2 separate regions of the Homo sapiens genome follow, and region 2 is linked to region 1. A link is a contact called in ENCODE Hi-C or POLR2A ChIA-PET data. All regions are on one chromosome and are shown on one strand. Each heading gives the region's core, a stretch centred on a gene start or an enhancer-like site at or near the end of the contact. The rest is flanking DNA. Distances are from core to core; before and after follow the strand shown.

Region 1 (5,153 bases), core at 2,615-5,114:
CTCTCAAAGAGTTTATGAATCTGTACAAGTATTAGGCATGTAAAATGCACAAAGTGCCCAGGAACTCCAAGATCACTGCCTGTGCACTCAGGGAAGGCTTCCCAAAGAGGCTGGTGTTTGTGTTGGAATTAAATCTGCATAGGAGGAAATAGCCAGAGGGAGGGTGAGGAAAAGACACTAAATTGAAAGGAGGCTGGAAAATGAGGGAAGGCTTATTTGGGGAAATTGCAGTCTTATAGCAGCCCCATCCAGCCCAGCTCAGGCCATTCTTGGCCAACACAGGGAAGACTTCAGGTCCCATGCCTCAGCACCCTATCCTTTGGTCCCGCCTCCCCACATGTAGCCCACCTCTGGGAAGTTCCACAAGAGACTAAGTATGGTAAAAACTGGACTCTGCTGCCTTTTGGGTAGGTAGGAATTTTCCAGCTAGTCTGAAAAGAGCCGTAACCCTCTGTCATGAAACAAGGAACAGAGACTTCACACCTCGGGGACAGGAATCATCCGTTTCTGGCTGAGTGTCAGCAGAGCCTTTCTTGGATTCTGCCTATAACCACTGAATGTCCAGACTCCCAAGCCTCACAAAAGCCCTGTTGCTAATAATGTCTAAAGTAAGAAACATTAAGAAAAATGGAGTTGCAGAAGGATCTTTGTTCATGCCACCCACAGGTTTTCCCTGGGTGTGTTTCCCTTAGAACTAGCAACTGACGGGATATGAGTCACAGGCTGAGCCTAAAGGAGTTCTAAGATAAGAACAGAAAAAAGTGCCATAGCCCGGTCCACTTTTACTCACCGGAATTTCTAGGAACACACAGGTTATTTCAAACGCCAACCATGTGGCCGTTGTTCATGGGGCTGTTTGCCATGTGTCTGAGGCCTCTGGGTGTGGGAGTGTGTCCATCCGTCTGTCTGTCTGTCTGTGTGGAACTGTCTGTCTGTTAGGGAAGGTGTAGAGAGGAGACAGTAGCAGTACTCAGTCGAGCCTCATAGTGAGAGGCAGTGTTGGGTGAGAGGTGGAAGTCCCCTAAGCCATGGGTATTTTTATATTGGGATTTTTAAATAAGCCTCCCTAAGTTTATAATTAATAATACTTTTGTTGTTGTTTCCTTCCAAGTTAAAAGAAACGCTCCCACCCCCTACCCTCACCACACCACATGGGGTTTCCTTTACAGCAAAGCTAATGGTCTGCCAGGTGCAATCATTACAAACACTACAAGGTGTGAAGATAATTGTTTCTACTTAAGGGGAAAATGCATCTCCATTACCAGCCGATTATGACAGTCTCAGAGTTAAGGCCTCTACAATGGATGGTTTTTATCTGGCCTCTGAGAAAATGTGGTGATGAGATGTGTTCACATTCTCTGAATGTTTGGGGCTTCCCTGGTGCAATCCCAGGTATCCTAATTGCATAAGGAGCCTGGTAGTGCCCCAGTACGGGAAGGGCAGCATGGGAACCCCAGCAAGTTTGGACACCAGTGATACTAATAGCTATTATTTATTAAGTGCCTACTGTGTCCCTGACCTTTGTGTTATGCAGTTTTCATACATCTTCAAATCCTCTCAACAACTGGAGGAGTTGGGAATTGTTTCACTCATTAGACAGATGGGAAAGCTAAGACCCTGAGAAGTCAAACAAGCTGCCTAACACCCTGAAGCTCATCAGTGGTAGAGCTGAGGTTTGAACACAAATTTGGGTAACTCCACAGCCCACGGCCCTATATGCCACTCCGTGCTGCCTGCCTTTGCTCATTAAATGATTGATTAAATGGTTGATCTGTATGGTACAGAAATTCTTGAGCACACCATGGGACCATTTGCCTCGGGGTGAATGCAATGATTTGAACAGTCGTTCATCTTTCAGGCCCAGTGAGAAAAAAATGCTGCTGATAACAAACTTGCATACATTTATGTGGGCTCTTTCATGACATTTTCTGTGCTTTGAAAAGAGTTTTGGTAATTTTCTAATCCTACAGTGGCCCTCAGGGGCTTGTTTAGAGAGCCTTTGAGGAGAAGTGCCTTCCTGCTCTGTGTACCTCTTTTTCTCTTTCATAAAAATGTTAGATATTTAAGGTGTACAACATGATGTTTTGAGATACATCTACACAGTGAAATGACTATTACAGTCAAGTAAGTTAACATAATCCATTTCCTGAAATCTACTCTCTTAGTGAATTTCCAGTGTATAATACAGTATTATTAACTGGAGTCTGGATACTATACATCAGAGCTCTGGGCTTCGTCCTATGGAACTGCACCCTTTTACCCTTTGACCTACATCTTCTGATTCCCTCTACCTCCCCAACCCTGGTAACCACTGTTCTGCTCCCTGGTTTTATGTATTCAACTTCTTTAGATTTCACATATAAGTGAAATCATGCAGTATCTTGTCTTTCTGTGCCTGGTTTATTTCACTTAGCAGAACGTCCTCCACGTTTCTCCATTGTGTCCTAAATGGCAGGATTTCCTTCCTTTTTAAGGCTGAATAATATTCTGTGGTGTATATTGCCTATATTTTCTTTATCCATTCATCTGTCAATGGACACTTGCCATACCCTTGACCACAGAAAGGGGCTCCTGTCCCAGAGAAGATGCCGGCCTCCTGAGCGTACAACAGCGCTGGGGAATGCTCCAGCAGTGCAGGGAAGGGGGCCCCCAGGCAGTCCCGGGGCCACTGGAGACCCCTTCCTTGTGGGAAGAACCAGGAATTGAGTAGAGGAGAAGCAGCACGGAGGAGGGCCTCCAAGGAGAGAAGAGCCCTTACGGCCACATCCCTGGATCTCCCAGGACCAGTTCAACAACGTGGCCAGTGCCTTTTTCTCTCTCCCTGTTCCTCATCAGCTGTCCTTCCCTTTGCTTCCTTCTGCTTTATTTCCTGGAGATGCTCCCAGAGCACCCTGGTGGTAGCAAACTTGAAAAGAGCCCCTGTTTGTGGAAATGCAAGGGGTTGTGTGACTGCATTTGCCAGCCCAGGAGAGACCCTGAGGCAGAGCAGCAGAAAGCTCCTGGGCCTCAGAGTCAGAGCTCAAAGCCTGTCTCTGCCAGTGTCCACCTGTGGGATGCTCACAGCAGCCACCTGACAGCCACCATTTACTGAGCACACCTGGGCCTGCCAGCCTCAGATCTGCCCTGGACCTTCCCTGCACTGCACCAGATCTAGACAGGCTGTCCACCGCAGACCCTGTTTCCCAGACCCCCTTGTCACCTGGCTCCCCACTGGCTTTGTCCAGAGGGAGCCTGGAGGGTGGGCAGGTGGAGAACCAGGCTACTTCTCCCTCACTGTTCCTGCCCTGGGGACATCTCCAGCGGGGTCTGAGTTTCCCCGGGCTCCAGTTCCCGCGGGATAGACCTCCATGGTTCCACCTTCCACTAGGGACCCCAGCAACGAGACCCCTTCATCCCACCAGCCCAGGAGCGGTAGTGGCTTCCTGCTCTCACTAATCTTGGGGTGTTCCTGCTGGCTTCTCCACTTTGCCATCACCTCGTTAAATTCCATCTCTTTAGATACTCAAGTCCTGGTTTTCCCTGAATAATCACAGTTTGTCAGCTCTGAACTAAGCCCTCACCAGCATTTCTCGAGATAGCCCTCAGAGACTCTTGTTGTACAGCTGAGGACCCTGAAGCTCAAAGATGCACAGGGATTGGTTTAGGGTGACTCGGCTGGTGAGTAGTTCAGCCGGAATTCAGACCTAGGCCTGTCTAGAGCATACCTGGGCTTCTACTCACTCCTCTAGTTGCTTCTGTGAGTTTCCGTTTCCCCTTCTCTGAAAGAACCAACAAGATCTACACTACAGTGTTGTTTGAAGGACTAGAGAGTGCCTGTAGTGTGCCTCCAACCCTGCTTCACACGCATCGGGACACCTCCGGCAGGGTGGCCTGCTCTGCAGGGAGGGCCATCTTGTTTTCCAAGTGGCACCCACTGCTGCCAGTGAGTAGTTTCAGTGGCCAGTGTGGAGAGGGCACCTCTTCTGGCCTGTATGGTGGGCAGTGCCTGTTCTGCACTGGCCAGGGTGTTTGGTTACCCCAAGGGAGGGAATCAAAAGTTAACTCTTTTTCGTTTAGGTTTTTTTTTTTTTGGTCAGAATTCTTACTGGTTTCTGTGAGTGTGGGTTTGAAGTTGGCACTGATAGAATCTGTGGTTTGACTGTTTCTTGAAGAATGTTTAAGCAGCAGCACTGTTTATTTCTGAGTCCTCATCCAAGAATGAGCTCCTTGTGGCATAAAAAGCACCGAACTCCCACTGAAGCCGTCTTTGTGGTGACAGAGATGGAACCGTCCTTACCTCGCAACCTAGAATGCAGTACCAAGATACTAAAGACACTAAAAACAACTTTTTCTTCCCCTAACATGATGGGATATTCGAGTCAGAACCCTAAGGCGTCCTCCTAGGGTAGAATAAGCTTCCATTTGACAGAGGAGAAAAATCAAGGCTCAAAGAGGTTAAGGGATCTGCTTAAGGTCACACAGTGTGGTGTTGGTGGCAGAACCAAGCCTCATGCCCAAGGCACCTAACTCTGGTTGCCCTGGAGGCTGTGCCCTGGCTCTGCAAGCAGAGCTAGAAGAACTGCTCCATGTTCGTCATTGGCTAAGCCTCAGCAGAGCTGTAGGGGATCAGGTTAGGGACACTGCCCTGTGATTTTAATAGACCCAAATTACTACTGTGGTCACAGAAACAGGCTTGGGATAACTATGCCTTTCAGTAAAGATTTTGTACAGAAATATGTTAATTTTATTTACTAGGTTGTCTGGCACATAATAGCATGCATTATTAATACAGTAGCTTAATACTCTCTATTAAATAGGCATACTCTTTGCATTGTAAAACGAACCTCTCTTTTACGATGTACTTCACAATGCCATGTCACAACGGCACGTGCTCAGAATATTACAGCAGGCTTCCATTCCGCCTTCCATGAAATACTAAAAAAGAGACCATCTCTAATGCAACTCAGTAGCCTGGTGATTAATCCATAAGCACATTTTTAACTGAGTTCTCCTAGGCCATTCTTCGTCTTAGGGGCTTCAGACAAAGGTGAGCTTGTGGTTCTGAAACTTTTATTCTCCCCTACTGCCCAAGTCTGTCCACTACCTCCAATGGTGAGTCACGGAGATTTCGTCTGCCACCCGCGGCCTTGTGAGCGCTACAACCACGGAACTGT
Region 2 (4,630 bases), core at 1,168-3,667, 500 kb before region 1:
AAGGACCGAGAATGGAGGGACTGGTTGGACACAGAAAGGGAAGAACCTTGTATAGAGAAGGGATTGTGTTTTGCTTTTGTCTTTTTTGCTGAAGTCTCAGCCCACTGCTCTTCCTATAACAGATGCCCAGTAAAGCTGGCTGAATGGAAGCAGAAAGGCAGTTGCTGGCTTGTGCAAGTCAGGGCTCCTGAGCCCCATGGGCATCTCAGAACGCTTGGGGGTGAGTGGAGTCCTGAAGCTGGCACATCAGCCCAGCTTGTGAAGTCCTTCACTACTGTGTACCTTGGGAAGTCCCAGAAAACACATCCTCCCCACCCCGCAAACCATGAAGAGCTAATGTCCAAGCAGCTTGGGTTATTACTGGTAAAGGACAAGAAGGCCATTATTCAAAGGGGAGGAATCGTGGTGTCTTCCAAAAATGGTGGCAACAATGTTTCTGGTTTCACATGTTCTTCCAGAACCCTGCCACTCTCCATCTAGAAGTGGGCTCCATGTCCCTTCTCTTTGATCCTGGGTGAGCCTTCATTGATCTCAATGAATAGGATATGGCAGAAGTGATGCTATGTGACTTCCAAGCCTAGGTCGTAAAGATGAGACAGCTCCCAGGTCTTTCTCTTGGGACATGAGCTGCTGTAAGATGTTCAGCTACCTTCAAGTCCCTGTGATGGGGAGACCACAAAAGAGACAGAGATCCCTGGACCCCTGCTGATCCACCCTTCAGCCCGGGCACCAGACATGTGGTTGAGGGGGCCTACAGATGACTCTGTCCCCATCCCCATCTGATTGCAACCACTTGAGAGAGCGGGAGAGAGTTGCCCAGCTCAGCCCCGTCATCCTTCAGAACCATGAGAGAGAACAAAATGCCTTGTGTTTCAAGCCATTTGTTTTGGGGTGGATTGTTACACACTAGATACAGGTGTGACAAAACAGGGAGCTTGTGCTTGGGAGTCTGAACTGTAACGCATACCAGGGAGCCAGGGATAGTAAGATACACCTGCTAACAGAGTCTCCCACCTGGGGGTGCCAGCAAGAGAATGGAGCCAACACTGAGAAATGCCAGTGTCAGGCCACCCAGCTGCTCTGCAGTTCCCAAGGTACCCTGGACCTGAGATGTTCCCACTGTCTCCCTGCTGATGTGTGGTTTGGAAAGGCACCTGAGCTAGGAAGCTGAGCAGACGGAATGGCCTGCCAGTGGAACCATTCTCCAAGAAGCAGGGAGGGCCCTTCTCCTCCTTTGCTGTGTTCCTCCCAATGCTAGTGGGAAGCTTGAAGCTCCCCTCCCACAGGCTCAAATATCCCAGCAATGCTGCCCTGACCCCGTACATGCAATGTTTTCTCCTTTCCTACAGTATTTACTCATACTTGCGGCTGGATTAGATTGAAGCAATGCTGGAAAGAATATTTAGTTTGTCTTCAGCAACTCACCTACTGATTACCACTGCTATTCCTACCTCCCATCCGGCCACTCCCTTGCACCAGGCTCCCCAAATGGCATTCTGTGTGCCCAGTGACCCCCACAGTACCTCCCCCTTCACTCCTGCTCTGCCAGTGGTTCTCAACTGGGGGCATTCCATGCACCCCCCAACTCCGCCAAGCCCCCAGGGGACATTTGGCAAGGTCTGCAGACATTTTTGAGTGGCACACGGGGGTGTGTGGGTAGAGGCCAAGGATGCAGCTAAACATCCTATAATTCACAGGACAGCCCCCTACAATGAACAATTATCCAGTCAGTTGTGCCAAGGTTGAGAAACCCTGATGGATCTCAAATCGTACCTGTTTTGCGTTATATTTCTTTAGACCTTTTGTTCTTTTGTTTTGCATGCTGACAGCTAGATACACGATAAACAGACCAAGCTACTGAAGACTGCTCCTGGCTAAATTTCACCCTTCCTGAGACAACAGCATTTTAACAATCTCCAGCAGACCTGACACCCTGTCCCAGAGAGACACATCTCTCAAGGTCCTAGGCAGCCCAAGAAGGCGGAGAGCCACATTTTCAGGCAGCTGTGGGTCTTCGCTTTGGAAGGGAGGAGAAGGAACCTCTGAAAAGCCAATTCAGGGCCATCCCTCTGAAACTGGCAGGGAGGGGCTTCTCTAGAGGAAATGCACACCCCGCCAGCGTGCTAGGCCTGCGAGAGGGTAGCTGATGAGTCACCCTGGGCCATCCCTTTGTTACTCATTTCAGAGTCTGGCAGCAGCCCAGAAAAGGATACCCCCAAAGTGGAATTCCCCATGCATGTACAATCATCCTTCATTTGTATCAGGGGCTGGGAGGGGAGGGGGCAGATCCTCCATTTTACTCATGCCCCACCCTTATTAACAAGAAGTCTTCAGCCTCCTTCCCTAAACTGCACACACATCAGAACTGTGAGCCACAGCCAGTGATCCAAACCACGTGTCCCAGGCCTTTCCTTTCCCTTCTCCCTGCCCTATCTGCCAGAAGGGAGGCCCTAAAAGGGAGGATGGGAGGGAGGCGAGGGTGCTGGGGCTTGACATTCACTCTTCCTCTCTCTAGTCCCTTGCCTGTCTCAGCCGTGCCCTGGACCAGAAGGACATAACCTGTTGCATGTTTTGTCGTTTTTGTGTCCCTGTTCCCTGCAGCCCTGACCCTCCTGGGCCATCGCCCCCACGGTCACTAGTCAATATCAGAGTTTTTATCTCCAGTACCCCAGCAGAGGTGGCTGCTCCTTCCTGATGGCTGCCCTCCCCCCAGGCGCAGGCAAACCCACCCTCTTCCTCCCCATCCCTGCTCTCATCACAGACCCCACAGAAGAAGGGAGGAGGAGGTGGAACCTTGCCCTCGGCTGCCAATTCCTGTCTTAAATTCCTGCTCTTCAGGAACTCTCCTTTCTTAGCTCCTGGAGGAAGCCCAAAGACAGTATCTATTTTCCTGACTTCCTGAGGGGATTCACAAAGCTGAACTACTAGTCTTGCTTGGGCTGGGGTAGCAAAATACAGGAGAAACATCATCCTGAGAATGGGCCCAACAAGAATGAACGTGGGAAACTTTCTCACTCGGATCCTGGTCTCCCGAGAGACGGAGGAAACCCACGAGGCCCTGGGTTCCAGTGGCACCTTTCTGTCACATAGTCTTAAAGTTCCCTGCATTGTAGGAAAAGAAAAAGAAAGGACGCAAACATCGTCATTGTTCCCATTTCGCAGATGGGTGAGTGGAAACTTATGGCTAGAGATCACAAGGTACTGGAAGCACGTGTATGTGCTGGGATAGGAGAGAGTCCACGTTCCTTGGCACTGAAGGGCCTCTGGCCCTTTGTGGGAAACATCAGGAGGCCATGACCATTGTGTGACCAAAGAAAATTACAGCAGGAAACTCCTCTGAGTTTCCGGACCTTCCCCCTGGGACACCACCTCCTCTGTCATACCCCTCTCCAAAACTTAGGTGGCCGCCAATGTCAAGTGCTAAAGCTGGGACCCAGTCGGGTATTCAAGATGTGCCACAATGTGTCTCCACCTCAGCGACGCGACCTCATTTGACAGTACTCCCCTCCAGCTGTACTGTCCCCAAAGAGAACGTGCAATCTGCATGGATTAAACCTTTACTATGTACCAGCCTCTGGAGCTCTGAGCTTTATATGTCTATTATTTCATTTCATCTTTACAGTCCTCTGAGGTAGACACAATTTTTTTTTTTTTGAGATGAAGTCTCGCTCTATTGCCCAGGATGGAGTGCAGTGGTGCGATCATGGCTCACTGCAACCTCCACCTCTCAGGTTCAAGCGATTCTCCTGCCTCAGCCTCCTGAGTAGCTGGGACTACAAGTGCATGCCACCACGCCCGGCTAATTGTTTGTATTTCATATTGTAGTTTTGTAGAGATGGGTTTTCACCGTGTTAGCCAGGATGGTCTTGATAGTAGGCACTATTATTATCTTCATTTCACGGATGAGGAAACTGAGGTGTGAAGAGGATAGTGATCCACTCAAAATGACAGAGCCAGTATGTGGCAGAATAAGAGGCCAGTCCCTAACTGCCAGACACCAAGTCCTCATTCGCTACCCTGATATTTACAGATGTTTATTGATGTAGGTTTAGCTGTTTGTTTTGAGACAAGGTCTCACTCCATCACCCAGGCTAGAATGTCATGGTGCAATCACGACTCACTGCAGCCTTGACCTCCTGGGCTCAAAGTGATCCTCCCACCTCAGCCTCCCAAGTAGCTGGAACTACAGGTGCACACCACCATGCCCAGCTAATTAAAAAAATTTTTTTTTGTGGAAATGGGTTCTCATTATGTTGCTTGGCTGGTCTTGAACTCCTGGGCTGAAGGGACCCTCCCACCTCAGCCTCCCAAAGTGTTGGGATTACAGGCATGGGCCACCATGCCCTGCCTGTTTATTGACGTCTGTGCATTGTTTGGCTCTGATGTGAATACTATCCCGCTTTGGAGAGTAAAGGCTGAGAGGCTGGATTCCAGAGCGCAACAGTCTGCTGCTGTGCAGTGCAGCAGCCACAAGGAACATGTGGCTATTTACATTTAAATTAAATAAAATTACAAATTCAGTTTCTCAGTTGCATGAGTCATATTTCAAGTGCTCCACAGCCACACAGGGCTAGTGCTGCTGTTTGGAGCAGTGCAGATATACACGGTTTCCATCATCACTAGAAGCTCT

The links. Hi-C counts contacts between places; a loop is a spot of excess contacts on that map. ChIA-PET counts read pairs that join two places held with the same protein, here RNA polymerase II (POLR2A). Pooled maps may share reads with other maps.
Region 2: a pooled map shows a loop between it and region 1 (6-fold over the local background). The contact joins two enhancer-like sites. A Hi-C loop is called at or near these places in 4 of 50 pooled maps. POLR2A ChIA-PET finds 5 or more read pairs at or near these places in 3 of 52 experiments (IMR-90, activated CD4-positive, alpha-beta T cell and naive thymus-derived CD4-positive, alpha-beta T cell).

What each region holds. Positions count from the first base shown.
Region 1 is chr1:223,229,307-223,234,459 of GRCh38, reverse strand. SUSD4 (sushi domain containing 4) reads left to right here. Exons shown (of 9, transcript NM_017982.4): 6 at 5,072-5,153. Among named protein-coding and RNA genes, the nearest start is that of TLR5, 89 kb to the right of the region's middle. Within about 2 kb of position 3,864, at least 5 of the 41 ENCODE cell types and tissues checked have a DNase peak (open chromatin) inside an H3K27ac peak, as active enhancers do.
Region 2 is chr1:223,724,407-223,729,036 of GRCh38, reverse strand. All of the region lies in intron 2 of CAPN2 (calpain 2), which reads right to left. Among named protein-coding and RNA genes, the nearest start is that of CAPN2, 14 kb to the right of the region's middle. RefSeq lists an enhancer at 886-1,546. Within about 2 kb of position 2,417, at least 33 of the 41 ENCODE cell types and tissues checked have a DNase peak (open chromatin) inside an H3K27ac peak, as active enhancers do.